2 separate regions of the Homo sapiens genome follow, and region 2 is linked to region 1. A link is an interaction called in ENCODE POLR2A ChIA-PET data of the cell type or tissue named here. Cell type or tissue: OCI-LY7. All regions are shown on one strand. Each heading gives the region's core, and the rest is flanking DNA. Links, peaks and the distances in the headings are about the cores only. Region 1 overlaps ARHGAP24 (Rho GTPase activating protein 24). Region 2 overlaps ARHGAP24 (Rho GTPase activating protein 24).

Region 1 (2,823 bases), core at 53-2,552:
TGGTTAATTATTGTCATGAAATTATTGCCATATGTGCTGAACTCTTATCAAAAAGGTTCCATTTCCTTGTTGTACTTGAGCCTCTTCTCTCTGATCATCCAAAGTTTGCCATGAGGCATACTGAACATCAAGGGATAACATGCACTTACTTAGAAAACTCAAGACACTTGCACCCTGGTTCTTTTGTCACTCAGTATTCCAGCAAGTAATTGATAGCTTTGTCACAAAAGGGATAATTGAACAGTGTGTGATTAAAAAAAAAATTTACCAAGTGTTAGAAAGGTTAATGAAAACCAGTGGATAGGTAAAACACCCCTGGGTGAAAAACAGAGAGGAACCCCTGACCACTCTTAGCTCTACTGGAATTTGGGGAAGCCGGTGACTTTAAGATTTAGCCCAATACAAGTAGGACCATGTTGCAGCTAGCATGGAAGGAAACAGGTGAATAAATATCTTGACCTGTCTCTCTTGTGCTCTTCTGACATCCCGAAGTAGCCTCTCTAACCTAACCTGAAGCCAGAGATCAAGAGAGCTTGGTTTATGGAATTTATAGAGATTAATCTCTTAGAGTATGGAATAGAGTGAGGAGTGGAGAGAATATCTGGGGGAACAAACAGAGAATATCTATCGTATTTACTAAGAGAGAATTTTAAAATATCACATGGTTTTGGCTCAAGTGCATGGGGATGGGCCTTATGGAGCTTAAATCTTCCTAATTCCCATTTCTAACAGGGGAAATACTCTTCTAGATATAGAGAAAAATTGAAGTCATCTTTTACTCTTCCTTCTTTGTTTCCTGTTTAAGCTATGACTAGTTTCTGTACATGTTTCTTAACAATATATAATAATGCATCTGTAATGCAAATGTATACCATTTCTACTGCCAACACGTTTCTTGACCTTACCCTCTTATATCAAATTAATTGCTTTATGATAACAAACTTTTAAGAGTGTGGTATCATTAAATCTCCATCTGCTTTGCGCAAGAACCTACCCTGGCTCTCAGCTGCTACAGATACCAAGTGTAACATCCTCTGCCTAGGCTTAGAATTTCTACAACACATTCTCAGCACATGTAACCAACAATCTTCACTTCCTAATTATTCCTCCACATGGGTCTTTTGCTTATTGTAATGTACTCTGCACATATGGTTCTAATTTCTGCTTTGGTTGATGTTATTTCCTCCACTTTGAAAGATTAGCCCTTGGCCACTAAATCTTAAAACCCTACCTTCCTCTTAAAACCATTTCCTTTATATACTTTTCCTAACTAATCAGCCTGCCCTTATGACACTCTGTTCTTAAACTTTTATTATATTTACTTGATTTTCTAAATACTGTCACACTCATTTGTTTTAAAATTATGTACTGTGTTATTCTTGTACTGAGAGCAAAGAGTTTATTATTTATTTCTTTCACACACTTCACATCACCTGAGATATTTAAAGAAATAATATCTGACACATGGTAGTCTGTCAACATATTACTTTCGAGTTAGATTGGGCACCTGACTTGTACTTATTTATTAGTTCGTTGCTTCTTTGGTTAATTTAGAGCAGCTGTGGAAGAATTAACCAACTCACACAAACAAGCAGTGCATACTTTTTAATGACTAATTTATCTCTTAGGTATTTGCCCTAAAGGAATACATTAGGGAGAAGCTCAAAGACTTAGCTTCATGGATGTTCTTCATGTTCTTTACAACATAAAATGTTCCTTATAAGACAAAAATTATAAATGTATTACAGCAGTAGAGGATGTTAAAGTATGTATACTCAAGCAAGTACTATATAATTCAGCTTTTAAAAATGATGTAGATGACTACACTTGGCATAACAACAATACATGACTTTTAAGTTTTGAAGCAGATAATAAATATCTTTTTATTTTGATTACTGTTTTGTGAAAATTGCTCTGTATGTTTATACACACATGTATAAACACGTAAAAGTATGGGAGAATTTATATGGTGTTAACATTGGTTATCTGTAGTGGGTAAATTAGAGATTTTTGTTTGTTTACCTGCATTTTCAACACTATAAATATTGCTAAACACTTTGAAAATAACTATCACAATTAAGACATTTCCCTTAGTTATGGACTTTACAGAATTTCCATACAATGTGATCAAGTTAGCTATTTCAGTTAAAGGACTTTATTTTATTTACTGAATGACTTAGTAAATTAACCACAGTAAATGTTTGTCAATTACAGCATATCCTGCCCTAAGCCTTGTCTGTTGATATTTAAACTACTATTTTTATGTTACAATTTGTTTGAAAAACTTGTCAAAATATAAAATTTATATAATGTCAAATAAGAAAATGTTAATAAAAATTTCATCCAGAAGTAGCTGTTTCACATATACAAAAAGGACAACAAAGGATAGCATTACTTGGAGTTTTTAAATTACAAAATGTGATAGCTTAAGATTTCAAGGAGGTAGCATTTATGCTAGTGCGTTGCTTGAATTCAACTTATATGGCACATGTACAATTCAAGATCTTAAGTAGAACCTGAAGATATAGAACTAAACAGGAGTTATACATACACACACAAATACACATGTGGATAAAATGAATATTAGATGCTATGTTCTAAAACTGAGATAAATCACAAAATGAATTACTTCACAAAGTCATTTCAGTAAGTAGAATAAATTCTTAATTGAAACAATTATTTTTACCACATTATGTAGAAACCATATAGATTAAATGTATGTAATAAAAGGTCTTTATTACAATGAGTATCTTCAAAGTATCTAGCAATTTTTTAAAAATTACTTCAAAGGTAGGGAAACAAAATGGGAAACGGGATCTATAG
Region 2 (2,823 bases), core at 314-2,813, 280 kb after region 1:
TCCAAATTGGTTTCTAACTTTTTCTTTTCTTATTTTTTTTTATGTTTTATTTTTTGACAGAGTCTCACTCTGTTGCCCACGCTGGAGAGTGCAGTGATGCAATCTTGGCTCACTGCAACCTCTGCCTCCCAAGTTGAAGCGATTCTCCTGCCTCAGCCTCCTGAGTAGCTTGGATTACAGATGCATGCCATCATGACTGGATAATTTTTTTTTTTCTTGTGGAGACAGGGGTTTTACCATGTTGGCCAGGCAGCTCTTGAGCTCTTGACCTCAAATGATCCACCCACCTCGGCCTCCCAAAGTGCTGGGGTTACAGGCATAAGCCATGGCACTCAGCTAGTTTCTAACAATTTTCTTAGGAAATATTGTATTGTGGTCAGAGAAGTTCATCTGGATGATATTAATTATTTGGTCTATTAAAACTATTCCCTTATTACTGGATTGGGATTCTATATATGACCAAGAGATCAAGTCTGTTAATCAGGCTATTCAAAGCTTCTGTATTTCTTCTCATTTTTATCAGCTATATCAATAATTTTTGAGAAAGATACTTTAAAATTTCCTATCAGTATTCTGAGTTTATCAGTTTCTTTTTATAATTTTGTCATATTTTATATTGAACAATTTGAGGCTCTACTACTAGGTGAATAGAAGTTTGGAGTTGTTCATATCTCCCTGAAGAATTGATCCTTTTATCATTAATTAGTGCCTATTTTTCATTGTAATAATGCTTTTTACCTGAAACTCTATTTTTTCTGATATTAATATTGTCCTACCATCTTCCTTTGATTAGTAACTTCCTGATATGTCTTTTCCTTTATTTAACTTTCAAACTTTGTTTGATGATTTGATCTAACAACTTACATCTTTACAATTCTGGAATATTTTTTTCATCATCTTTTTGTCTATTTCATCTTCCCACCTTCTCAATTTTCTCTTTCCAGAACCCTTATTAAGCTATGTTTGACCTTGTTAATCTATCCTCTGTCTTTGTTAACTTCTTTTTTCCATATTAAATTTCTATAATTATCATTTTTGAGGCATTCTAGGTAACTTTTCTCAGACCTGTTTTGTAGCTTACTAATACTCTGATGAGCTAATTCAATTCTGATACTTCCCCAGGCCCATGATTGGAGATTTTGTAGTCTCTTCTTCATAAAAACAGTTAATGTTCCAAGCTCTCAGTTAAATTACTTGTAGTTTTCTGCCTGCCTAATACTGGAGGCCTCACCTTCTGTCCCCATGTGAAAAAGAAAAACCTAGACCCAAGCTCTGTGGCCTCTATCCAAGACTAATATCCTTCGTGTGCTTCTACTTATTGTTCTATATTTCGGTTTCTTCCTTGGTTCTGATGGCTGAAGCTGCTGTTTTATTTTAACCTTGATGATGTATTTTAAAAATATATTTCTTAAAACTTTTCCAGCACTTTTATATGTTTGCATTGGGAGGGATTTCTTCTGTATTCAACTTAGTCCTTTTCATTCCTGGAAGTTTCCCACAAGCACCTGATACATACAAATGTGTCAATATATTGTTTTGTAAGGGTTGTCCTTCTCAGTATTTTAATTTCAATTTCTTCCAAAATTTTGGCTCTAAAATAGCTTTGGAAAACAAAGAGAATATATTGTAGAATAATTCTGAGTGGAAACCAGCATAGTACCAACTTTTCATGTAAAAATGTGGTCATATGTTTAAAATAGCCTTCTAAATGATGTAGGATTACAAAATATGAAGTATTATTTTTTAAAATTCTAGTTGCTTACAAAGAGAAGGAAGATTAATTTTTAAGTGTTCTTATTATCTGGATGAAATATCAACATGTGGGGATCAAATTTTTCAAAGCAGAAACATAATTGAGATTTTAATTTAAAAACTGTTATTAAAATAATCAGATATCTGAGAGCTACACATGCATTAACCTTTCAAATTTCAGTGGTATGGTAAGTTTGAATGAGTCCCATGGGACTTTTGCTCAGAATAGGAGAAATTAAAAAGTCAGCCGAGGCCAAGATACATCTTAAATAAAGATGTAACTTTAATACCCCTCTTTTGAATAATATATGTATATGATTTGGATCTTAGTGGTTATGGAGAAAACAGTCTCTGTTTTTAAAAACGTTACTGCGAATTCTACAATTATCCAAAAGCTATACAAAACAACTATCAATTTATAGAGATATAAAATACCTATGCCCAGAGCTATATTAATAACTTGGGAAGCAGTGAGAATTGGGGATGGAAAGGAATGGGCTTTATTTTTACAAAATATGAGATGCAGTGCTTATTTAACACATGTGATCTTTACCTCTCGTATCAATGTAAGCTCATTACTTTGGGTACTCTTTTATAAGATGGGACTCTATATGCTGCCAAAAACCCCATTCTTAGCAGTGAACTTAACCAACAATGACATTTTCCTATCACTATTTTTCCTTTTATAGAAGGCAAATGTTATTGCCCTCTTTTTTTTTTTTTTTTGTTAACTATCAGACTTTCCTGCTGCATTTAGTGTAGTGAACTTTACAATTTAATGTCCAGGAAGCTTTCTGCCTCGTCTGCCCGGCATGTGTTACTGGCTTATCTGTGCTGGCATTCACTTATTTACTATTAAATGACAGCTGCTTCCAAGAGAGGCCTTGGGACCTAATGACTAAGGTGACAGTAAATCATCTTAGCAAACAGTAAAATAATACAACAAAATTACATCCTTTAAATCATTGAAAGGGCTTTATTCCAATTTCCTAAGCATCATAAAGAGTTTAGAAAATATTTGTATGTCTCTTGCATTTCAAGTGAATAAAATCACTTTATCTCTTACTCTTG

The links. Peaks named below come from ENCODE experiments on the same cell type or tissue, not always from the same donor. Only the 100,000 strongest peaks of a DNase experiment are listed, where the experiment ranks them.
Region 2: POLR2A ChIA-PET joins it to region 1 with 6 read pairs; 2 of 35 experiments call an interaction of 5 or more read pairs at or near these places.

Annotation. Positions count from the first base shown.
Region 1 is chr4:85,716,459-85,719,281 of GRCh38, forward strand. All of the region lies in intron 2 of ARHGAP24 (Rho GTPase activating protein 24), which reads left to right. Among named protein-coding and RNA genes, the nearest start is that of MIR4451, 4.6 kb to the right of the region's middle. In OCI-LY7, for the core only: no CTCF peak of the experiment used is centred there; a DNase peak (open chromatin) is centred at 1,073; H3K27ac peaks cover 611 bases.
Region 2 is chr4:85,997,619-86,000,441 of GRCh38, forward strand. The region is part of intron 9 of ARHGAP24 (Rho GTPase activating protein 24); the gene reads left to right. Among named protein-coding and RNA genes, the nearest start is that of MAPK10-AS1, 120 kb to the right of the region's middle. In OCI-LY7, for the core only: no CTCF peak of the experiment used is centred there; no DNase peak of the experiment used is centred there.